Linked DNA regions of Homo sapiens: region 2 is linked to region 1. Evidence: chromatin loops called from intact Hi-C (ENCODE). Cell type or tissue: ovary. All regions are shown on one strand. Links, peaks and the distances in the headings refer to the core of each region. The heading gives the core; the rest is flanking DNA. Region 1 overlaps SYN3 (synapsin III). Region 2 overlaps SYN3 (synapsin III).

Region 1 (12,748 bases), core at 1,559-9,558:
CCCCCATACTGTTCTCGTGATAGTAAATAAGTCTCATGAGATCTGATGATTTTAGAAGGGGTTTCCCCTTTCACTTGGCTCTCATTCTCTCTCTTGTCTGCCACCATGTAAGATGTGCCTTTTGCCTTCCGCCATGATTGTGAGGCCTCCCCAGCCACATGGAACTGTGAGTCCATTAAACCCCCCCTTTTTTTTTTTTTTATAAATTACCCAGTCTCGGGTATGTCTTTATCAGCAGTGTGAAAATGAAGTAATACAGTGTCCCTTCAAAGTCCCCAGCAGTGGCTACTACCTTCAACTCCATTTCACAGATGAGGAAACTGAGGCTCAGAGCACTGAAGTTACTTTAATCTGGTTGTATCCATTACTGATATCTACCTGGTCCACACAGGTGTGGCTGTACCAGCTGTTAAAATGTTCAGATATTGTGTGTTGGTTGAGAATTAGCTGCTTCCCTGATCCCCCACCTCCACCTCTACCCCATGATCCAAAAACCAAAAGGATAACATCAGGCACAGCAGGGGCTTTTTTACTGTGCTCCAAAGCTGTAATTGACTAGTTAGTTCCTGAACCATGTCATTTGTTAAATATTTTGAGTATTACCCCTAGTTACATGGCTGATGGATGCCAACATTAGTTTGAGCCCATGTGTAGCTGGCTCTAATGCCAGTGCTCTTTTCATGCTATGAGCCACGTCAAGCCCAGAACAAGTGAAGAATAGTCCTGCTGCACCCCCTACACATGTCGGACCACTATGAAGTCTCGGGTTCAACTTTGGAAGACATACATTGAGAAAGATGCTAAATCCCTGGAATTGTCCAGAGGAGAGTGACAGAGGTAAAGAATGACTTGAAACCACATCATATAAGGAAATGCTGGCAGCATTAGGGATGTTAACCTGGTGAAGAGAAGATTCAGGGGACCTGAGAACTGTCTTCTAATATTTGAAGGGCAGGTGTGTGAAGAGGGTTAGACTCAAAATGGAACTTGCACCAACAGGTGTAATTAGCAGCCAATTTGGTGCTTGTTCATTCACTAGATAAATACTTTCTGGACAACTGTTCTGTGCAGGTGCTAAACTGGGCCCGAGAGGTGCAATGTGGAACATGAATAAGGAGCTGCCACTCACTGGGGAGATGGGCACATCAACAGATGATTACAGCACAAAAATGAGAGGTGCTGGAGAAGCTTGGGGAATGGAACCCTGAAACCCTTTGAGGGAACTGGTCACGCTCTTGGAGAATAAGAGTTTTGATCAGAATCTTAGAGAATGTGTAGGAGATTGCCAATCAGAGAAGGGAAGAGAGATGGAACAGCATATGCAAAATAGCAGAGTTGTAAAAGGATGCACAACATTTAAAAACAGGTGAGACGCAGAGTGTGGCTGGAATACCAGACTTGGGGGCAGAAATGCAGCTGGAAATTGCAGATGTCTTAGGAGTTTGGACATAACCCTGGGGTCAATGAGGAAAGACTGAAAGTTAACTAACAGGGAAATGATCTGATTGGGATGCTTTTGCAGGCTCAGATTTGAGTTCAGTTCAAGAAGACCTTTTCTTGAATTACAGCCATTCAGAGATGAGGTGGGCTGCCCAGGAGGTGGTGAGCTCTCTGCCACTGGAGGCATTCGAGAAGAGATGGGAGGGCTATTTTGAAGGGATGTTAGCCAACAGATCCCAGTATCCAAAGAAGGATCAAATGAGGTGATCTTGATGGTCCATTCCAACCTTGGGCTTCTCTGAGAACTGAAAATCGCAGTCCCGTGGGGGCTGCAGGCAATGGGGACAAAAGAAGGTTTGAGGCACAGTAGGGTGGGCACTGTAGATAAATGTTACCATTTAGGCTTTGGCTTAATTTTATTTCCAGATGGCTGAGAAAAGGGAGACACTGGATCAGGGCATGAGGAACAGGTTCCAAATGTCTTCCCCCAAAACACTGGGAGATGCAGAGTTGACAATAATAGGCTGGTACTTACAGACATGAGCACTGTTCTTAGCATTTTACATTGGTCAACTCATTTAATCCACATGCAGCCACACACAGTAATATTATTATCTTTATTTTACAGACGAGGGAACTGAGGCACACAGAGGTAAGCAACTTGCCTAAGGTGCCAAAGCTGGGATTCAGACCCAAGCATTCTGGCTCTAGAGCCCAATTTTTTTTTTTTTTTTTTTTTTTTTTGAGACAGAGTCTTGCTCTGCCGCCCAGTCTGGAGTGCAGTGGCGTGATCTCAGCTCACTGCAAGCTCTGCCTCCTGGGTTCACACCATTCTCCTGCCTCAGCCTCCTGAGTAGCTGGGACTACAGGCGCCTGCCACCACGTCCGGCTAATTTTTTGTATTTTTAGTAGAGACGGGGTTTCACTGTGTTAGTCAGGATGGTCTCGATCTCCTGACCTCGTGATCCGCCTGCCTCGGCCTCCCAAAGTGCTGGGATTACATGCGTGAGCCATCGTGCTTGCCCTCTAAAGCCCAATTCTTAAACACGATACCATACCAATCTGTGCCTTTCCTCATAGGACAAGCTCTAAGAATTAGTAGAAACCTTTGTCAATAGCGAAATTAGTGGGAGACAGTGTTCACTTTATAGATCAGTTTCTCATAGGGTCTCTTTAACTAGTATCTTCCCAAACATCTATTATTAATCAGATTACAGTCAAATGTCCCAAGCCAAAGGGTTCCAAACTCTTCCTCTTAACTAAGATAAGGCAAAGAGGAAATTAGTTATTTGACCCAAGTATTTACCTTTCTAGTTTAACACTTTCCATTTTTCCAGACAGGAAGTTAAAGCACCAAGCCCTGGCCGGGCGCGGTGGCTCACACCTGTAATCCCAGCACTTTGGGAGCCCGAGGCAGGCGGATCACGAGGTCAGGAGATCGAGACCATCCTGGCTAACACGGTAAAACCCCACCTCTACTAAAAAAATACAAAAAAATTAGCCGGGCATGGTGGCGGGCGCCTGTAGTCCCAGCTACTCAGGAGGCTGAGGCAGGAGAATGGCCTGAACCCGGGAAGCGGAGCTGGCAGTGAGCCAAGATCGCACCACTGCACTCCAGCCTGAGTGACAGAGTCCATCTCAAAGTAAATAAATAAATAAATAAATAAGTAAATAAATACAAAATAAAGCACCAAGCCCTTAGTCACACAGCCCAGAATGACTCCTAGGTCTCAGCTTGGATTCTTATAGGATCTCATGGAAATCTCTGGAAAAGAAGAGAACAGGACAGAAGACCTGGCTCAACACAGAGCTTCAATACTCGCTGGCTTGGCAGTGGAGGCAAGGAAAAGAATGGTTGGGAGAGGATGGGAAATGAAGGGAGGATCTTACACCAAGGACACTGCTGTTTGAATACCTAGTCTCTGCCAGGCACAGACATGTTCTTTCTCACTCTATAGACAAGGAAACAGAGGATCAGAGTAGAAAAGCAATTCAGCCAAGGTCACCCAGTGAGGAAGCACATGAGCTGGGATGTGAATTTAGCTCTGCCTGAGTCCAAAGCCCATATTCTTTCCATTTTATCCTACAGCCTTCCCATTTCACCTCCTTGGCCTTGTTTTCTCCTCAGCAACCAGAAGTCCACGTTATTAACAACTTTCCCCATTGTGCATAGTATGCTTTAAAATATTCCGTCTTATCACGCCATTAATAGCAACACTAGCAACAAAAACAGCTCACACGAATAGCTATAAGGTCCCTGGAACTGTTCTAAGCCTTTTATAAGTATTAGCTCATTAAATCCTCACTAAGACCCTATCACGTATGATGCCCTCCGTTTATAGGGAAGAAATCAGAGAAAGTAAGTAACTTACCCAAAGTAACATGGTGAATTGTCCATTCAATAATAGTGAATAATAACAAATCAATGAAAACCTTGAAGTAATTGAAGACTGCTCCAATTACCAATCAAGTGATCAATATGAGATAATCAGCATTTTTTTAACACTAGCTATTTCAGTTACCCCCTGAGTGAGTATAAATGTATGATTCATATGTGGCTTTGGGAAATCTAGGAAGTTGCCAGTGGATGCCTAAGCCCTGGTGGGGAAGGGGGCGGCCTTGTGAGATGTCACAGTCATCTGATGCCTAGTATCCCAGCTCCAATTCTGAACATTCAATGTCTCACCAGCAGAACGGAAATAAAGGAACAACCCTTGGCTGGCTTCTGCAGACAATTCTGGGCCATCCTGGTGCCCCGAGCCAGCTAGTGGCCTAGAATCCCTTCTAACCAGGGGCAGTGGACACAGAGGAAGGAAAGAAAGGTTGGAGACAGAGGAGAGGGAGGGAGCATTAGGGAGAGAGAGAGGTGGAGGAGACGCTGAAGGCTGAGACAACCGTCCATGCTGCCTGCTGCCCACCTGCTTGGGAAGAGGTAAGTCTTGGGAAGAGGTAAGTTCTAGCAATTTCACCAGCCACTTGCCCACCTGAGCTAGATAGGGTGGGTGGTCAGTATCCTTGGGGCTCAGGTGACAGTTGTCTTTAGCTGCCTCTCCCCTTGGACTCTAATTTGCACAGATGAGCTTGAAGGCCCGCCTGGGAGGTCAACATCTCCTCCCTCTCCTGTTCCTTCCCTCCTGGAGACTGGGCGGCCTGAGGCAACTGCAGAAGGCAATGAGTTGGTCTTCCTGGGGTCCAAGCCTCCTTTTGGGGGCCTCTTTTTCATCTTGGTGGCAACTGTTTCCCTCCAGAGGCTACAGGTGTCATGGAAAACCCAGCTCTGGACTCAAACAGACCTAGGTTTGAATCCTGACTCATCACTACTACCTGCGTGATCTTGAGCAAATGAATTTTCAGAGAGAATAAGAGGTACCACACCAGCCGGGTGGAGGGATTATTCATGAGATGATGACCCCTTTCGTGCCCAGGCCACCCCTTGCTCTCACTCCCCCTTCTCAGTGCAAACCTACTGTAGAGAGTGGCTTGTACATCAGTGCCCTCAGGAGTTAAGAGCAGATGCTACCTTCTCTGCATTTTGATAGAGAACAAACAACTCTATGAACGTGTTTACCAGAAGTTTAAGCAAATCTCTTTCCCTCGTTGGGGACTCATTTTTCCCTTCAAAATGTGGAAATGGATGGCAGACCTAGATGATTCCAGAAATTATTCTGAGTCTGAGAGACTGGGCACTCCCAGGAGCCCAGTCCAAGCTAAATTGTAATAGACAAATCACCAACGGGAAGCGATCTATGAGAGCCGTTCCCTGTTATTCCAGCTCTACTCATTAATGCCTGCTTCTTACCTAACAGTATGCTGGGTATCGAGTGAGCTAACAGGCCGTGTAATAATAGCTAAATGTCACCATTCCTGAGGGCCTAGTGTGCTAAGAAATTCATCTATTTAATCTTCAGAACCCAATCCTCTCCTTATCTTCATTTCACAGGTTAATAAGTAAGAGACGGTCAAATGCAAATTTGGGTCTAGTGGACCCTCAAGTCCATGCTTTCACCCAACATGCTACTGTGAGTGTCTCTCTCTTACCGCAGGACTCTGTCAACCCGGAGAAGCAGCTCACTGTGTCGGTAAGGAGACAGGATGTTGGGCAGAAACCCCGCTGAGAACTAACACCACCACCACCACCACCAAGGGCAAGCTCAGGAACAATGATGGTGTGGGCGATTGCCCACGCAGCAGGGTGGTCTGACAAGAGGGCAGACCCAGGCAGAAAAGACACACAGAGACCGGCAGGGAGCAGAGAGAGGAGAGTGGGAGAGCCGGGGAGTCGGGCTTGTCCAGGAAGACTTTCTGGAAGGTGAAGGAAGGAAAGCAATGTTTACGGGGCACCCAGCACTCTGTGCTAGGCATTTCAGAGAAGTGATTTCATTTATCAAAATGTTAGGATGGCTCTGTGAGGGAAGAAACGGCACTCTTCTGACGGGTTAGGAATGATGGGCTGGGAAAGGGAATCAGTGGTGCAGAAGTTCACTGCTAGGAACCAGGAGGAGCCAGGATTTGAATCCAGCCAGCAGGGATGAGGGTCTCTCTCTCTCTAAACTCTGCGCTCCCAGCACCCAGCTTCCCATCCAGAGCAGATGGAGAGCCTGGACTTTTGCTTTCACTGATATTGGCTCCTGTTCCCCATGCACACCCTCAGCTCCCCCAGCTTAAGTGGGTTGTGAAGTCACCGCCTGTCTTTCCTGCCAGCTGCTTCAGCCTCAGGCCGCACATCTGGAGGGTGGGACTCCACCCGTCTTCAAACCAGATGTTCGGGGGTGGAGGGGGTGGATGGCGGACTGTCACTGACCAATGCCTCCTGTTTGTCTCTTCTCTGGTAATCCTCTTTCCTTTCTTGTCCAGGGAATGTGCAGCTTTGGGCAGGGGCCTTGTCAGATTCCCTCAGTAGCTTCCCCCTCCCACTGCTCCGGGAACTGGTGACTGGAAACTCGGAGAGGTCTGCAAGACGCAGCCACTGCACGGCCCTGGGTTAGTCACAGCAAAGGTATTTGGCACCTCCAAGTACCTGCAGAGCCTTCCTGGGAGGGGAAGGGGAAGAGAGGAGACAGAGGCAGAGAGAGAAACGGACACGTACACCCAGATAGAGAGCAGAGAAAAACACAGAGGTGGGGAGAGAATAAGAGGCAGAAGGGAGAAAAAAGCAATATGGAGAAAGAAACGCAGACAGGAATAGAGGCAGAAAGCCAGGAAGAGAGCGAGGAGGACAGAGGCAGGATCAAAAGGCAGGAAAGAGAAGACGCTCCAGCCAGCGTGGTGCCGACCAGTCATTCCTGCTGCTTAGAAGGCAATTTTATAAAAGAAAAGAGGAGAGGACAAGGAAACAGTTACTCCTAAGTAATGAAATTGACTTTCCAGTTTGAAGTTGGATGTTGACTCAGGGCTCTTTGACTTTTGAAATCAATTTTTCAGTTTCATAGTCACCTCTTAAGAATTGTTGTCCAAACTCAGTTTCCTTATCTGTAAAACAAGTTAAGTGACGGTCAGTTCACAGAGTTGCTATGAGGACTGAGCGGGTTGCAGGAGCCCACATAGACTGTGAGATGCTGCACAAGGATCAGGTCCACGGTTGCAGCCTAAGGGGCAGAAGAAAAGGAGCTCCAAGAATCCCCCTTTGGGTTGACTTTTATGACCAGCTGGTGCCCTTTCCCAGACAGTTGGTCTGATTGGAAATGGATCCCCAAGAAGAAAACATTAATCTTCACATAAAAGATGCCCAATATTTTCAGTAGATCCAGCTGGGTAACCATGAGAAAGTCACTTCAGCTCTCTGGGTCTCTTTGAAATGACAGCTGGACTAAATAATATTTTAAAGCTACCTTTAGCTTAAAGCGTGGACAAACCCATGACCACAGGGATGAGGAGGTGCTAGTGTGGTGAAGGCTTCACCATGGGATGAAGGCTTTCATATTTGGATGTGACTGGGTGAGGGTTGGGCTCTTCTCAGATGTCCCTTCCTCCAGGAAGCCTTCTCTGATTCTTCCAGCACAGGTACAGTGTCTTCCTCTGGGCCCCCAGTCCAGTGCTACCCTAACATGTGTTATGGTTGTCTGTGAGATGACTGTTTCCTAACTGGACCATGAGCTCCTGAGGGCAGAGACTACCTTGTTCAGCCCCAGGTGCCCAGGGCCCAGGGCCTGGCATTTGCAGGTGGTCAGTGGATGCTTGTGGACTTGAATGGGACTGAATTGCCAGCCCACATTCTTTCCCATTAAGCCAGACATTTTCAAGGAGGAAGGGCTGGGGCCAGGCTTAGCCGCCGGAGGCTTTGGAAGCAACCTTTAGACAATTTGTGCTGTGCTCCAAATGCTTTCTGGGAGCCAACTGAGATTCCAGGGCAGCTGAGAGCCAAAAAGGGCGGGAGGTAGACTCCCTGGCTGGAGGGAGCCTGGGTGGGGTGGGGGACAAGAAAGGGGAACTACCTCAACACAATGGCTAGCATTTCTCCTGCATTTTCTACTTTACATAATATTTCCACAACACCATTTTGTTTGAGCCTCATGCGAATCCCAGGGCTAAGTAGAGCAGTTCAATAGCACGATTTTTCTTTTTCAGACAAGTCGGACAAGACTGAGAGAGGCGAAGTGACTTGCCAGAAGTCACACAGCCAGATTTGAAGTTGAATCTTGAATCCTCAGATTTCAGGTCCAGTGTTCTTCCAAGACCAAAAACAAAACAAAACAAAACAAATCAAAACAAAAAAATTGGGAGGTGATGTCCATGGGTCTGTGTTATTTTCCCATTCATTGGTAGCTTAATGAATTGTTCTGTCTTTCTCATCCCATCAATATTTAAAAATTACCACAATTGGGGCTGCTATTGATGGGACACCGGTAAAGTGCTTTGTTGTAAGTCCTTTATCAACATTATTATATTTAATCTGATCGATGACCCTATAAGACAAGTTCTATTACTAACCCTATTTTACAGATGAGGAAAGTGAGGCTCAGAAGGAATAAGGAACCAACTAAAAATCATAAAGCCAATGAGTAGCCTAGATTTGAACCCAAGATGTGAGACTCCAGAGTCTGAGCTCTGAACCACCCACCATGCTGCTAAGATTTAATTCTTTACACCAAAGCAATAACCACGCAGTGAGTGGGTTCCAGCGCCCAGCGATGAGCTCATGCACCAGTGTCAGTGGAGAGGCATGTTGTTGGCCTTGTGTCTCCAGACTTGGAGACTGACCTGTCCTGGGCCTGCCCTGTCCACTCATGCCTGATTCTTGCCTGGGCTTGGTCAGTACAGGTACACTGGCCACTATCTGCAAAGCTGGAGCAGCATAAAACTAATGATCCCAAGGGTGAAGCAAACAGAAGCCTTGCTCTTGGCAGCCTGAGCTCATCACCAAGAGTCCACCAGCCTGGACATGGCCTCGTGTCCTGGCATTGTGGAGCAGTGAAAAGAGCTTGGTGTTGGGGTCAAACAAAGCCAGGTTCCAATCCAGCTCCGAACCTTAGACGCTGGATGACCTTGGGAAAGGTAGATAATCTCACCAAACCTCAGTTTTCCCACTTGTAACAAGGGCCTAATATGAGTCTCATAATATAAGAATGAACTAGAACAACCTACCTGAGGTATCTTAATGCAGTGGCCAACAGATAGTAGATACTTATAATTCTTCATTCAAGAGAGGGTGGCCCAGGAGAAAGAGCATGGGATTTGGGGTCAGACAGATCTGGTTTCAAATGCTGGTTCTGCCAGCTGTAAGTTGTATAACTTTGTACAGACAGCAACCTCTCTGAGCTTCAGGTTCCTCATCAATAAAACAAGGTTGACAACAACTGCCTTAGAGAAAATGGCAAAACCAAGAAAGGGTGTCGGGGGCAAGGGTGTGATCAGAGTTCAGTGAAGAGTATCTTACATCAACAGTAAAAAGTTGATCTTCCCCTCTTCCTTTTCTTGGAGTGGAGCATGGGAGAATTCATTCATTATTTCATGCATCCAGCCAAAATTTAGAAACATTATCTGCCATGTAGATAAATAATGATGTAACTTGGAAGGTGGTTAGACTGAGCTGTTTGCTAAGTGCCCTTGCCAATCTGGGGACAGCGCAGTTGTGGGGAGATGGACTCAGGTCTTATCCTCGACCAGAACGAAGGTAGCCCCTAGAAGGTAGAAGGCATGGGGCCAACTACGATGGAACATTAGAAGCCCCTGGTCTCTGCCCCAGGTATCCCCAGTAACACCTGTGGCCTCTGTCTCCCTCGGCCTTCCTGAGCCAACCCATGGCACGGTTCTGGCTTAGCTAGTGACTAAAACTCCATTCTGGTGATACTTTTGGGTTCTGTTTCCTGGGTTTCCCTCTGGGGCTTATTGAAACTCTGGGACATTTTGCCCCCGCTCCCAATTCCCTCTCTGTTAATAGCTGACCCTGCTTGGCTGTGTTAATCCACTTGGGTAGCTGTAACACATTACCAAAGACTGAGGCACTCATAAACACAGTTTCTCACACTTTTACAGGCTAGGAAGTCCAATATTAAGGTGTTGGCAAATTTGGTGTCCAGGGAGGGTCCACTTTTCGGTTCATAGACGACTGTCTGCTCACTGTGTCCTCGAATGCCAAAAGCATCAGGGGATCTTTCTGGGGTCTTTTTTACAAAGGCATTAATCCCATTCATGAGGGCTCTGCCTTCATGACCTAATCACCTCCCAAAGCCCCCCCCCCACCCCAAAATACACACACAAATCCATTACCTCAAAGGTTAAGTTTCAACATATAGCCGTGCTCAGTGGCTCACACCTGTAATCCCAGCACTTTGGGAGGCCAAGGCGGGTGAATCGTGAGGTCAGGAGTTCAAGACCAGCCTGGCCAAGATGGTGAAACCCCGTCTCTACTAAAAACTACAAAAATTAGCCGGGCACGATGATGGGTGCCTGTAATACAAACTACTCGGGAGGCTGAGGCAGGAGAATTGCTTGAACCTGGGTGGCAGGGGTTGCAGTGAGCCAAGATCGCACCACTGCACTCCAGCCTGGGTGACAGAATGAGACTTCATCTCAACAACAACAACAACAACAAAAATTCAACATATACATTTTGTAGGGGGGACACAAACATTCAGTCTACGGCATTAGTCTTCTCTGAAGATCCCTGCTTTGCAGTGCTGTTGGTCTAAACTCTAACCCAGCCCTCTCTGGCAATGATAAATATTCATTTGGTAGAGACTGAACTGTGGTTGGAAGGAAGAGTGAGGAGAATAGTTCCAGGTCAAACTTAGCATGCCAAGCTCCTCTGGATGGTAATGAGTCAGGGCTAGATAGGGGTCTGTTTGAATGAGAGTCTGATGCCTTCCCTAAGTGCAGTAGGAGTCAGTGCCTACTAGTAGAGTTCAAGGCCATGAGCCAGGATTGAAGGAGGGTAGACGTAGGGTCAATATCAAGAGTGGTATCTTTTACAAATTCATTCTGTAAGCACCTACTAAGTGCCAGGTCCTGTTCTAGGTGCTAGAGACACGGTGGTGAATAAGATCGATGTGGTTGGAGACAGGCAACAGACACATAAATACATCACTATATTGTATGTTAGCTGGGAGATGAGCTACAGAGAAAAATAAATCAAGAGAAGGGGACAGAGAACGCCATGGGTTAGAATGGGTTCAAGTTTCAACAGTGCAGCCAGGGAAGCCCTCTATGAGAAAGCAGTATCTGAGTAGAAATCTGAACTAGGTGTGGGACGGAATCATATGAACATCTGGGAGAAGATTGTTTCAGGGCAAGGGCAAGGGCAATGGCCTCGAACTTGGAGCACACCTGTTGTGTTCAGACGACAGCCAGGGCTTCATATCTATTAGAGCTCTTATTGCCTAAACCCCTTCTGCATCATGGGGATGAGGTCTGAGAAATAACGGTGGTGTACAGGTGGCAGCGGGTGTAGATCATGTAGCACCTTGTCAGACATGGCAATGACTTAGACTCTTTGTGGGATGGGGCCACTGGATGGGGTGGAGTGCTAGAAGGGTGACCTACACTTTGCAGTGTCATCCTGCTCTGCTGAGAATATACTGAAACAGGGCAAGGGCAGAAACCAGAAAGCCAGCTAGAAGGTGGCTGCATCGAAGGGTGAGAGATGGTTGGATTCTGGAGGGATCTGGACCTTGGGATTACAGGGTTTGTTAACGGATTTGATTGGGTGTGAGGGTGGGTGGTGAGAGAAGGGGCAAGCAAGGAAGACTCCAAGGTTTGGGGTCTAAGGCACAGTTGCCTAAGGTAACTTGGATGGGAAAGGCTGAGGAAGGCACAGGTTTTGGGGTGGGGAGAAGATCAGGAGTTCAGTTCTGGAACTGTGAGGGTGAAGGCCCATCAGACATCCAGGGGAGACACCTCATAGCAGTCTCTGATATGTGAATCTGGAGCTGCGGGTTTTCAAACCATGACACCAGGTTAGAGCAACAAAGGAATGAAGGTGTGTGTGCAGGCAGGGAGAAAAAGAGGACCAGGAGCCCTGAGCCCAGCCCCCAGCCCCCAGCCCCCAGCCGGTGTTGAAGCTGAAGGGTAACCCAGTGACGCCAGGAGGGACGCTGGTGAGTGTGTCATCCTGGAGCCAAAGTGGAGGGGGTGTTTCAAGGAGGAGCAATGGACCAGCTGTAGGTCAAATTAGGTAAGATGGAGCAGTGACCTTTAGAGGTCACTGACCTTAGCAGGCGCAATTGCAGTGCAGTGGTAAATGGCAGCAGGGCCACTCAGAAGTGGCCTCTGCTCTGGCCCTGAGAAGTTAACTCAGAATTCCAGGGGAAAGGCGAAAGTGCTTTTTAAAGAAGAGGGGTGGGGTAGGGAAACAAGGCATGCCCCTCCAATGTTCCCCTGGGATCTGGGGAGTCCAGGTGCGGGTGGTCATGGGAGAGATCGGGGGACAGCTCTCTTGGGCAAGGTGTGTCTCTGACTCAGCCATTGTCAGTCGCGTACAGGCCTCTGTGGGTGCCCGGCAGAACTGGCCTATAGGCAGTTTCTGGTGGTGACCTTGGCAGAGGGTGTTGACAGCAGTGGGATATCACCACCTTCAGTCAGAGTTGCAGAATCAGAACAGGAGGAATAATGCCACTTGTTTGCCAAGAGGACAAATTCTGGGAGACCTTGTGACAGGCCCTCTCAGAGCCGTTGAGGAAAGGCTTGCAGGGGCTAAAATGCTTAAACAGTGGAAGCAGAGCCAAAGAAATCTTGTTTTATGATGGCCATAGTGATGGTTTACACTCAGACTGGTGAGGCCAGAGCTAAAATAATAGGAAGCATTTAGTGAGCACTTACTATGTGTCAGCTGGGCACTCTCTAAGTGCTTTATGCATGTTCTGATGTTTTAAAG
Region 2 (12,748 bases), core at 2,934-10,933, 63 kb before region 1:
GAAATGGGATAATTGGATCCCTTTGATATGTCACAGAAACGTCACTCTGGTTTCATCATTCCTTTTGATCAAAGGGTGTCTAAGATGGTGCAGATGACCAGAATGGAGAGAAGAGGGATAATGGCATATGTATGCACACATAGGTATGTAAAGTACACGCCCTAGATGATAAACAAGGCAATACACCATGATGGCTTAATAACTTTCATTGTCATCATCAGCATGGGTATCATCACTAGCTTAGATTGATACGTTAACGTGTACCAGACACCAAAACTTGCAGGCGCTTTATATCCATTATCTCATCTAATCATCACAGAAACCCTATGGAGGAGATCCTGATATGATTATAGTTGGACTCATGCAGAAACTGAGACTCAGAGAGGTAACAGATGTACCCCTTGTCACACACCTCAGCTGTGCCGGGCCAAAGACTGAACAAAGTTCTGTCTGAATCTAAGGCCACTTTCCCTCTAGTCTGAGCTCTTGTTTCATGGAAGAAACAAATGTGGTTGAAACAGAAACTAAGGGTAGAGAGAAAACTCTGCAATGTCCCAGGAGGCCTCTAGGCTTGGTAAGAGTCCAAATGGGCCGGAGAACTTTCTTTGGCCCCTGACCTGGCTGGACAGTCAGCAGGAAGTATCATCTTGTGGGTTTGTTAATTTACCATCCACCTGCAAGCCTTGTCATATATCTTCCAGACCTGACAAAATACCCTCACCTAACACAACCCTGTCCCTGCTTAGTGTCTTTTCAAAACCACCACCAAATCTGAGAAGGGAGAGCCAGGAGCAGGTGCTTGCCACATCCTCTCCTGGAATCAGAGTGCAGCAACCTAGGGCTATTGTTCAGCTGCCTGGGACATGGCATCTTAGGTTGGGGTGATTCTGGAGACACTGGGAGAACAGCTGGCATCTGGTGTGCTGGGCTGATGCTGGAGACGTTATTAAAAAGTGCCTCCTGCAACTCTGCACCCCACCCCAGCCCCAGAGTAACACGTTTCTTCTCTTTCACCCAAGGGTACCCTCTAGAGAGATGAGTCACTGCTCTGGGGGAAGGAAGTTACTATGGAATCTGAAATCAAAGGTGCCACTTTTCTGATTATTAAGCTAAAAGCCAGCTAAGCTGCATGAAGGCTGACAGATTCAGTTGCCTGCTTTTGTTGTTTTTCTTCTCACTGCAAACTTGATGAAAGTCTCCCTGAGCTAGCAAGTGGTGAGCGGGAGGCGAGATCACAGACAGGGACCCAGTGAGGGGGAAGAATTTCCCCTTTGCCCTAGGAGCCCCATGATGGCCAGAAACCTAATCAGAGCCCAGGTGTCCTGCTGGTTGTTGTTGCATGAGGACCACAGGTGAACTGGAGGAAATATCTGTCTTGAAGACATTGTTCAGCTCTCATCCAAACTGTCATTGTGTGGTCAATCCCCTATCCAGTGGTCCAGAGCACTCTTCCAGCCCCAGGATGAACTCTGAGGATGAAGACTACCTGAAAGGTATCTCAGATGATACTGGCCCAAGATCTCCCCTGAGGAGCCCTCCCAGCCCCTGCCCTTGAGCACGCATATTGAAAGAAATACTGTCTTTCATCAAGCCTCCTGCCTTCACAGTGTGTCCACTTGCAGAGAAGTTCTGGGTGATGTCCACAATGCTGGTTCATTAAGGCGTATCCCAGGGCTGGAAGCCAGTCATCTCATCAGGGAAGGGCCTGGGTATTTGGAAGGAGCTGGGCAGAGGCAACAGGTCCCAGACAGCTTGGCACCAGCAAGATTTATCTGGGCATTTGTCAGAACTGCCAGCTTGTCCTAGGGAGTTTCCCTATCTGCAGAAGCCCGGAGGTGTGTGGACAGGGCCCTGTGCCAGTGCAAAGTCTCAGTGTAGCCTCCTTCTCCAGACAAACACCAATCATAACAGCTTCCATTTTCTTTCTTTTCTTTTCTTTCTTTTTTTTTTTTTTTTTTTTTTTTTTTTTGACAGAGTCTCGCTCCGTTGCCCAGGCTGGAATGCAGTGGCACGATCTTGGCTCATGCAAACTCCACCTCCTGGGTTCACGCCATTCTCCTGCCTTAGCCCCCCGAGTAGCTGGGACTACAGGCACCCACCACCACTCCCGGTTAATTTTTTGTTTTTTTTTTTTTTAGTAGAGACGGGGTTTCACCGTGTTAGCCAGGATGGTCTCAATCTCTTGATCTTGTGATCTGCCCACCTCGGCCTCCCAAAGTGCTGGGATTACAGGCGTGAGCCACTGTGCCCAGCCAACAGCTTCCATTTTCAAATGGCACCCACGTGACAGGCCTTGTGCGGCCAGCTCTACATGATGTCATCACATCCTTCTGAGAACCATGCACACTTGGGAATTATTCTTCCCCTTTACAGGTGAGAAAACAAAGCTCAGAGGCTGGTGACAGAACCACGACAATTTGAAGTCTAATCAGTATGGTTTCAAAGCTCAAATTCTTTGCAATTAAACTCAACACATACATATTGGACATACATGTTGTGGCAGACGCAATGCTAGACTCAGGGGCTTCAGAGATGGATAACGCTGTTCCTATCCTGGAGGAGCTTACCAGAAGCTTTGACATACCCCTGAAAATGCTCTAGCACCTGGGATTAAGGAGGCTTAGAGGAAGGAGGAATTCACTCTTTCTGGGTAATCGGTGATGAGTTTTTCAGAAGCAGTGATCCTCTATCCAGCTTTCGAGGAGTGTGCCAGGGGAAGAAGACCCTTCCAAATGCGCTAGTATGTAACACATCTGTACTAGGATGTTTACTGTACCATTGTTCATGGAAGACTGCAGGGCAGTGTGCATACCATAAATCCTCATTGGTAGGGGACTGGTGGAATAAATTGTGGCTCAATCACATCAAAGAATATTTTGAAACCATTGAAAGAAACAAATTAGAGTCATATCAAAATGACACAAGATTGACTGGGCGCGGTGGCTCATGCCTGTAATCCCAGCACTTTGGGAGGCCAAGGCGGGTGGAACATGAGGTCAGGAGATCGAGATCATTCTGGCTAACACGGTGAAACTCCATCTCTACTAAAAATACAAAAAAAAATTAGCCGGTCGTGGTGGCGGGCGCCTGTAGTCCCACCTACTCGGGAGGCTGAGGCAGGAGAATGGCATGAACCTGGGAGGTTGAGCTTGCAGTGAGCCGACATCGCACCACTGCACTCCAGCCTGGGCGACAGAGCAAGACTCCTTCTCGGAAAAAAAAAATAATCATAATAAAATAAAAAAAGACACAAGATTGAGTGAAAAGCAAGCTGGAGAGAAGTGTGTGTGTGTGTACACAGATAGGCATGTATGTTGATAGGAATTCAGAGCAAGGGATTCCCTGCAGAAGACACAGCATGGTCAAAGGTAAGGAGATGTAAATAATGTCTAGGGAACTACAAAGAGCTCAGTTCTGCTGGAGTGTCATGAGGAAGGTGAGGCCTCAGAGGGAGGCAGGAAGTTCCCAGGAGCTGAATAGTAGGTGTGGTTGGAATGAGAGTTTGATTTGGCAATTGGATAGGCATCTTTAGGAACTGGCCCAATCTGGGGAGATTCGTGGCTGAATTCAGGCTGGGATTGGGTGTTGTAATGGTCACAGCCTTACAGAAAAGGTGGAAATGAATTTGACTCTAGAATGGAAGTCCAGTCAATGGAGTGAAGCAGAACATTGGACAGGAGAATCCAGGCACCTGCGGCCCAGTCCAGTCTAGCACAAACTCACTGTGGGCTCTCAGATGTCCCTTTTCCTTTCTGAATCTCTCCTGTCTATTCCCACTTCTCTCCAAATGTGTGATGTCAGATCACACAGAACGCCCCAGCCACATCCAGGCAAGGTCCCTCAACAATTAGTCCAGGCAGGACAACAAACTCTAACCACATATCTGTCCCCACAGCTTCACTGAAAGTACTCTTACTAAGATCATCCTTGTCGTTGAAAGACCTTCCTCCTCCTCCTCCTCCTTCATCCTCCTCCTCCTTCCTCCTCCTCTCCTCCTCCTTCTTCTCCTTCTTCTCCTTCTTTCTTCCTCTTCTTCCTCTTCCTCTTTTTCTCCTTCTCCTTCTCCATCTCCTCTTCTTCCTCCTCCTCCTCCTCTTTCTTCTTTCATCAGAAGCATTTGACTAAGGAGCCATCCTCTCCTTTGCAAAACACTATTCATCTCAGCTTGTGTGACAGGACAACTCTTATGGTTTTTCTTCTCTTCCTTCATATTCTTTGCTGGCTCTTCTTTTTTAAACTCTGAAATTTAACTGCTACTCTATTTCTTTGACTATTTTAGATGCCTCATATAAGGGGAATCATGTAGTGTTTGTCTTTCTGTAGCTGACTTATTTCACCTAGCATAATGTCTTCCAGATCCATCCATGTTGTAACAAATATCAGGATTTTTTCTTTTTTTAAGGCTAAATAATATTCCATTGTATGAGCAGAAGACATTTTCTTTTTTCTTTGTTTCTTTCTTTTTTTTTTTTTTTTTTTTTTGAGATGGAGTCTCGATCTGTCACCCAGGCTGGAGTGCAGTGGTGCGATCTTGGCTCACTGCAACCTCCGCCTCCCAAATTCAAGTGATTCTCCTGCCTCAGCCTCCCGAGTAGCTGGGACTACAGGCACCCACAACCACATCCAGCTAATTTTTGTATTTTTAGTAGAGACAGGGTTTCACCATGTTGGCCAGGATGGTCTCGATCTCTTGACCTCATGATCCACCCATCTCGGTCTCCCAAAGTGTTGAGATTACAGGCATGAGCACCGCGCCTGGCAATACCACATTTTCTTTATCCATTCATCTGTCGATGGACTTTTGTGTTGCTTCCATATTTTGGCTATTACGAATAATGCTGCAATGAACATGAGAGTGAAGGTATCTCTTTGAGATCCTGATCTCAATTCTTTTGGATATATATCCAGAAGAGGGATTGATGGATCATACGGTAGTTCTACTTTTATTTTTTTAAGGAACTTCCATACTGTCTTCTGTAGCAGCTGCACCATTTTACATTCCTACCAACAGTGTGTAAGTATTTTAATTTTTCCATAGCTTCATCAACACTTTTGTTTTTAATAACAGCCATCCTAACATCCTAACAGGTGTGAGGTGATATCTCAGTGTGGTTTTGATTTTTGTTTCCTAATGATTAGCCATGTTCAGCATCTTTTCATATATCTGTTAGCCATTTGTATGTCTTCTTTGGAGAAATATCTATTCAAGGTTTTTGCCCACTTTAAAACTGGGTGAGGTTTGTTTTTTGGCTTTTTTTTTTTTTTTTTTTGCTATTGAGTTTTAGGAATTCCTTATATATTTTGGAAATTTATCCCTTACAGCTTCCACAGTAGTTTTCTTCATGCTTATTTTACTAAATTACCTTGATTATTTACCTTGTCTATATCTTTCTTCTCTGTTTCTCCCACTAGAATATAAACTCCATGAGGGCAGAGCCTAGTCTGCTTTATTTATGTCCTCAGCACCTCAATGCCTGACATGTAATAGAGGTTCAGGTAATATTCTGTAATCGAATGAATAAATAATTATTGATTTCTACTTCTAAAAGTCCTTCTTTATTTACTTCTAAACTACAGCTCGCCATGGTGCCTTGGATAAATCTCTCATTCTAGCCACATCCTCAGATATTCTCTTTCCTTTTCTGTGGCTCCAGCTCAAATTCAATTTTCTCCATGTGGTCTCCTTTGACTTTTTATGGCAGAATTATGCACTCCCTTCTCTGTGCTCCCATACCCTTTGCCTCTGCCTGAATTCATGCACTTGTTTAATTCTACTTGATAGTACTGTTTGTTTTTCCCTTGTTTGTCTTCCCCAGAAGACTGTCAACTCTTTGAGGACAGAGGTCATGCTCTAATTTTGTCTGTATTCCACAGCATCTAGTTCAGTGTGTTTTTCAAATCAAGACACCTTGTTGAATGGGATGGGATCTGGCTGACAGCACTCTCACACCGTTGCTTGCACAGACTGGCCAACTGGTTTACCTGGTTTGCCCAACAAAGCCTCCTTAGATCTAGGTTGACTCCCTGTTCCAGAAGGCAATCCTGTGTACTCAACTTGCTAGTAGGTTTCATCCTTTGGATTCAGAATTTCCTATTTGTTCAGAGTTGTAAATTTCAGTGCCAAGCTACAAGTCCAACTCCATTCATTATCCTCTCTTTTATGTTCATGGCATATTTCAAAGTCAACATCTAAAGTCAAAAATCAAAGGATTTCCAAACTTAGTTTTTCCTCTCTCTTGAGGTTCCTTCCATATATCTAGGCTATTGCTAACATCAAATGTCCCAGCTCCAGAAATGCAGGCTGGGCTGACTTTTTTCTATGCTCTAGAAGAAAGCTGTGAAACTCAGCAAGATGTGATTCCTCCCCTTCTCCACATATCTTCACTTGTTAAATTCTACTTCTTATTTAAAGCTCAGCACAATCAATCTTTTCTATGTTTCACATATCACTTGCCATGATAAGGGAGGTGGGAGCTTGCCTGGCAGGCTCAAGGAATGGCAAGAAGGGTGATGTAGCTTGGTGAAGTGAGGGAGGAGAGAGTATGGGAGATGAGGTGGCAGAGTCGACAGGGGTTGCAGAGGGTGTAGAGAAGTGGTTCTCAACCAGGGGGCCATTTTGACCTCCAGGGATATTTGGCAACGTCTGGAGACATTTTTGGTTGTTACAACTTGGGAGTGGGGGGTGGGATGCTACTGGCATCGAGTTAGTAGACAAAGGTCAGGGATAGTGCCAAATGGCTTGCCTGGCAGGTTTGAGGGTATAGAGGAATGGTTCTCAACCAGGGGCCATTTTGGCCCCAGGGGATATTTGGCAATGTCTGGATATTTACCTTGTGCCTGGATTTGTTCTAGATACACTTTCACCTACATGTCCTCTAATCTTCTCAACAGCCATGGAACACACATATGATCCCATTTACCATATGAGAAAACCACGACTCAGAGAGGCTGAGGTTCCTGGTCAGTATGTGACCAGGGCAAGACTGGACTTCAGCTCACCTGACCAGGAAGACAGTGCTTTCTCCACCCTATTTGGCTGTTGCAGCTGCTGACTCAATCCACCATTCACAATAGTACCTCACTTTATTCAACAAATATTTTGCAAACACTTCCTATGCACCAGGCAGTGTTCTAAGCACTCAGAACACATTAGTGGATATAGCAAACAAAAGCCCATGAAGGCATGTAGATAGTTATATTCTAGTTGTGGGAGACATACTAAAAACGATCAATAGATAAAACAAGTTATGAAGTACTAGAAAGTAAAAAGAGGTATGAAATGAACTGCAGGGCAAGTGGGATAGAGAGTCCTGGAGGTATGGGATGGTGGACACAATTTCAAATACAGCTGTCACGAAGCCACATTATGATGGTGATGTTTGAGCCGAGACTTAGCAGAGGTAAGAGAGTTAGTCATGTGGGATTGGGGAAAGACGATGTAGCTTGGTGAAGTGAGGGAGGAGAGGGCACGGGAGATGAGGGGCAGCAGGGGTTGCAGAGGGTGGAGAGGAGTGGTTCTCAACCAGGGGCCATTCTGACCCCAGGGGATATGGGCAATGTCTGGAGACATTTTTGGTTGTCACAACTTGGGAGTGGGGGTGGGATGCTACTGGCCTCTAGTAGGCAAAGGTCAGGGATTCTGCAAAACATCCTACAATGCACAAGTCTGCCCCCACAAAATAGAATTATCCAGCTCCAAATATCAATCGTGTAGAGACTGAGAGACTGGTTGAGAGCCAAGATCTTTTGAGGATCTTGAACAGAGGAGTGACATGATTTGACTTACATTTTGCAAGATGCCTCTGGCTGCTGTATTGAGAATAGACTATAAGGATAAGGGCAAGGGAGGAAGCAGGGACACCAGTCTGGAGATTACTGCAGTCACCCAGGAATTAGATGTAGGACGACTCATCCCCTTCTAGGGTGGAAGGCCCTGGAAGCCAGGGAGGAAGGGCAGTAGCATTTACGGAGCACCCAGAGGGTGCTAGGCTTTCATATACATTATCTCTTTAGACCCCATCTGATCTTTATTAGTCCCAGCACTTGGATTGGAGTTAAGTTGTTTAAGTAGTTTGACATCGCTGGATGTAAATGAGGCTTTGAGTAGAAAGAAGAGAAGGTTTTTATTGCACAGCGTTTGACGAATCAGTATTTATTCTGGGTGATGTTATTTTTCACCAATAGGGTGGATGCCTGGACTGCAGGTAGGCACATGCCCTTGTAAAGGCACACGAAGAAACTCTTGGAGAAGCCCAGACAGAGCTCTCCTGTGGTACCCATGTGTTATCATTTAGCAGATATGCCCTTGGAAGGTGCCTTGGTGAGGCTAGCTGTGACACATTCCGTTAAGAATAAACATTTGCATAGGGCACCTGAAGCCAGGCACCTGTGGCCACTTTTCCTGGAAGAGCCAAGCTCTTGAAAATATCTACATTAGGGTCTTTCCTCCAAGAACTGGAAGGTCATCCATGCAAGAGTGGACAAATAGGTGTGATGCGGGTTGCAGAGGAGCAAGAAGCTCAGCCAATAAAATGCCAGATGGTGACTCACAGCAAGTGATGATGGAGTGAGCTTGTTTGTGTCATGCCAGTGAAATAATTCATGACCATATCAATGGTGTGGTCCTGCTCTTTCTTCTGCGGAGGGGAGCGGGGTGGGGGGCAGTGCAGGAGATGATGTTGATGACATTTTCTGCCTCTTAATTGCCTTCCCCCTTCCTGGGGTAGGTGATCAGGCTGACCAAACCCCTCCTCCTTAGAACTCTCTCCTCTCTAGGCTTCCATGGCCATACTTTTTATGCCCTCAGCTCCTTCCTGGTGCCATTTCTTCTGCCTGGAATGCTTGTTTCTTAGGGCTCCTGTAGCTCTGCTTCACAGATCGGGTGGTTTAAAAACAGCAGAAATGTATTCTCGCAGTTCTGGAGGCTGGAAGTCTGAAATAAGTAGGGGCTTCCTCTTCCTAGCTTCTGGTGGTTGATGGCAATCTTTGGCGTTCCTTGGCTTACAGCTGTGTCACTCCAGTCTCTGCCTCTGTCACCACATGGTGATCCCGTGTGTTTCTATTTTCACATGGCCGTCTTCTATAAGGACAACAGTGATATTGTGGTGACATCTATAAGATGTCTTCATGCTGGTCCTAATGCTCAGTACTTCAGAAGGAAGTATTTACTTGGAAATAGTGTCCTTGCAGATGTCATTGTCCTTACCTTTTTTATGTGTGTTGGGGGGAATACAATTTAACCCATAACAATACCCTTCTCTACTTTCCCCTCATAGTCTAGAAGTACACTAGCAAGCAAGCTAACACTGCAGTTTCTGGGAGAATTCTTAGGTTCTCTTGCTACTGGGGCCCTCACTGAATGGATGGATGCAAGTCTCTTCAGATTGTTGTTTTGCTGCATTCGTGGACTTTTGGTCCACTAGTATTCATTCCTAAAAGGAACAATTCCTATCCCACCCATGTGATCCCAATTGAGCATCAAATATGATGCATAGATTCCCAAACAACAGTGGTTAATCAGAGTGCTGCATCCCTCCCAGGAACAATGATTGATCCAGTGGGGGAACATGACCCAAGAAGGGACGATCACAGTTCTTCTGTGAAATACTGAAATAAGGCGTTAGGAGAGTGAGTCTTCCTTTCTTTTGAACACAGTTGGAGCTTGCAGAAGCCTTCTTGTCTACCACATAAAGTGATCTAATCTAAATAATGAAGCAGGAACAAGCAGAGCAGAGAGAGGAGACAGAGATAGAGCCCTGATGACATCATTTCAGGTCCTAGATCCAGCTGTGCCTGAAGCCATTGGCCCTGGAATTCTAAGAAACAAAAACAATGACTTTCCTTTTTCTCTTAACTACTTGGAGTTGGGTTTTTTCTTATTTCATTTGAAGGAGTTTATTAATTCAGCTGCCTTCCACCATCACCAAGCTCTTTTCTAAAACAGCAACCACATCATTGTCAAACATTGCATTAACACTAACTCTTTACAATGCAAGGCACTCTACAGAGCAATTTCTTGCACTTGAAAGCATTGAATTAGGATTCCCCTTGCTGAACTCTGAGCCCTCAAGCACACCATGCATTTGGCAAAATGCCTTGGATGTTTTTTACATTCATGGCTTTTTAACTGTCACTGCTACACGTTCATGAAAAGGGGCTCATAATGCAATAAAGAGAGCTCTAAAACAGATGTCAGAAAATGTGGGTTCAAGTTCCGGCTCTTCCAATTACTAGCAGTGTGACCGTCAAAAAGTTACTTGGTTTCTCTGAGCCCCAATTTCTCTATCAGTGTAACAGGCACACTCATTTCCTGCCCTATCTAATTCTCAAGATTGTTGGGAGGACGAAATGAGATAAAGTAGGAATTGGCAAACTGTGGCTCATGGGCCAAATATGGTCCACTGCCTCTTTTTTTATAAACCAAGTTTTATTGGGACACAGCCATGCCCCATTGTTTATATATGGCTACATTCCTTTCACACTACAGCAGCGGAGCCAGGTGACAGACTTTATGGCCGGCAAGCAGAAAAGTAACATTATGTCAAGGGCATTTTCCCATTCTATTTACTGTCTGGACTTTACAGAAGAACTTTGACAATTCCTGCTCTACAAACACAAGGTAGGGTTTCTGTTGACAGCAGGGTTTCCTCAGGTGATTCCTATATCCCTACCTGGAAAACTTCTTCAAGGAGTTTTTCTAAAGTGATAACATCCCAAAATTAGCAAGATGAATGATGAAAGTGAGAACAAACTTTCTGGAGGGCAATTTGACAACACTTCGAAAGCCTCAGAAATATAGTCATGTGCCACATAACGACACTGTAGTCAGTGATGAACCGCATATACAACAGTGGTCCCACAAGATTGTAATGGAGCTGCCCTATACAGGTGTACCACTTCTTATCTTGTGGCCATATTTTTACTGTACCTTTTCTATGTTTAGATACACAAATACCAATGTGGTACCACTGCCTGCAGTATTCAGTAGTACATAGCATGCTGCATAGGTTTGTAGCCTGGAAGTAACAGGCTGTATCATCTAGCCTAGGTGTGTAGTAGGCTAGACTATCCAGGTTTGTGTAAGTGCGCTCTGTGATGTTCACATAATGACGAAATTGGCTAATGATGCATTGCTCAGGACATAACCCAGTCATTAACTGATGCAATACTGTATAACATTCGCCTTGACCTCATCATCCCATTTCTAAGAAGTTGTCTTAAGAAATAATCAGAGTTGAGATGTATCTACAAATTTAAGAAATGATGGTGGAATAATTGCTTAAATTATTCAGCAAATTATATAGTCTTTCCAAATTATGTTTCCAAAGAATTTTTAATAGGATGGGAAAATGTGCCTGTTATAGTATTAGTGAGAAAAAAGTCATTAAAAAACACATTTAATATGATCCCAATTTTATCAAGCAAAACTAGCAGGAAACACACCCCAATTTCATGGCGATTTTCTCTGGGTATTGGAATTACAAGAGGCTTTTATAATGTTAATTTTTATTTTTCTTGTTCTTTTTTATTTCTTTTTAATCTGAAAAGGAATAATTTAGCGAATATGGGTTGGATAAGCTTGAGAAATAACTGATGATTTGAGTTACTCTCTTATCATTATATAGAAAAAGGGTATTATCCTCAACAGGTGTCATGTGGGGCATGTGGGTGAGTGGAAGGGGATGAGGGTCCTGGAGCAGGAGGAGAGTCTGTATCCTGCAGTGACAGCTGCCACTCAACTCTGCCGACCATCGCCATGTGGGGATCTGACGTAGACTGAGTGTTGTACATCTTCTACATCTCCTTTTTTTTTTTTTTCAAGAAAAGTCAGAGATTTAGATTGCTATGGGGATTTACCACACTGATATGTGTGGGTCAAATAAACCACTCCATGCCTCCTGAATCCAGCTTCCCAAGTCACCCATTTGAAATGCCTGCTCTAGAGCCATTGAGTTTGGTGCTGAAAGGAGAGCTACAGATTTTCCAGTCCAGCTGCTCCTCCATTTTTTTTTTTTTTTTTTTTTTTTGAGACAGTCTCGCTCTGCTGCATCTGGGCTGGAGTGCAGTGGCATGATCTCGGCTCACTGCAACCTCCACTCCCGGGTTCAAGTGATTCTCCTACCTCAGTCTCCAAAGTAGCTGGGATTACAGGCGCCCACCACCACGTCCATCTAATTTTTTGTATTTTTAGTACAGATGGTGTTTCACCATTGGCCAGGCTGGTCTTGAACTCCTGACCTCAGGTGATCCGCCTGCCTCAGGATCCCAAAGTGCTGGGATTACAGGCGTGAACCACTGCACCTGGCCCAGCCGCTCCATTTGATTTTGATGTTATGAAATGCCTTATCCAGAGTCACACAACTAAATATCAGCAGAGCTGGAAGTGGAGCAAAGAGGAGTTGTTGCTTCTCAGACCAGAACTGACCATTGCAGTGCCATCACCTCTCCCCTCCTATAGCTTTCTCCATCTCAGAAAACTGGTGCCAGCACTGCCCCAGGTGCCCAGGCTGAGTGTTCTCCTTGGTACTTATCAAACATGAATACCCAGTAGGTCTTGTTTTTATTTATTTATTTATTTTTATTTTTATTTTCTGAGACGGAATTCTCGCTCTGCCGCCCAGGTGGAGTGCAATGGTGCAATCTCGGCTCACTGCAATCTCTGTCTCCTAGGTTCAAGCAATTCTCCTGCCTCAGCCTGCCGAGTAGCTGGGATTACAAGCGCTCACCACCACGCCCGGCTAATTTTCTG

What was found. Hi-C counts contacts between places; a loop is a spot of excess contacts. Peaks named below come from ENCODE experiments on the same cell type or tissue, not always from the same donor. Only the 100,000 strongest peaks of a DNase experiment are listed, where the experiment ranks them.
Region 2: a loop joins it to region 1, with 5 times the contacts of the local background. A loop is called at or near these places in 4 of 110 quality-filtered maps.

The regions. Positions count from the first base shown.
Region 1 is chr22:32,739,190-32,751,937 of GRCh38, forward strand. All of the region lies in intron 6 of SYN3 (synapsin III), which reads right to left. Among named protein-coding and RNA genes, the nearest start is that of TIMP3, 56 kb to the right of the region's middle. In ovary, for the core only: no CTCF peak of the experiment used is centred there; a DNase peak (open chromatin) is centred at 6,334.
Region 2 is chr22:32,674,589-32,687,336 of GRCh38, forward strand. The region is part of intron 6 of SYN3 (synapsin III); the gene reads right to left. Among named protein-coding and RNA genes, the nearest start is that of SYN3-AS1, 110 kb to the left of the region's middle. In ovary, for the core only: no CTCF peak of the experiment used is centred there; no DNase peak of the experiment used is centred there.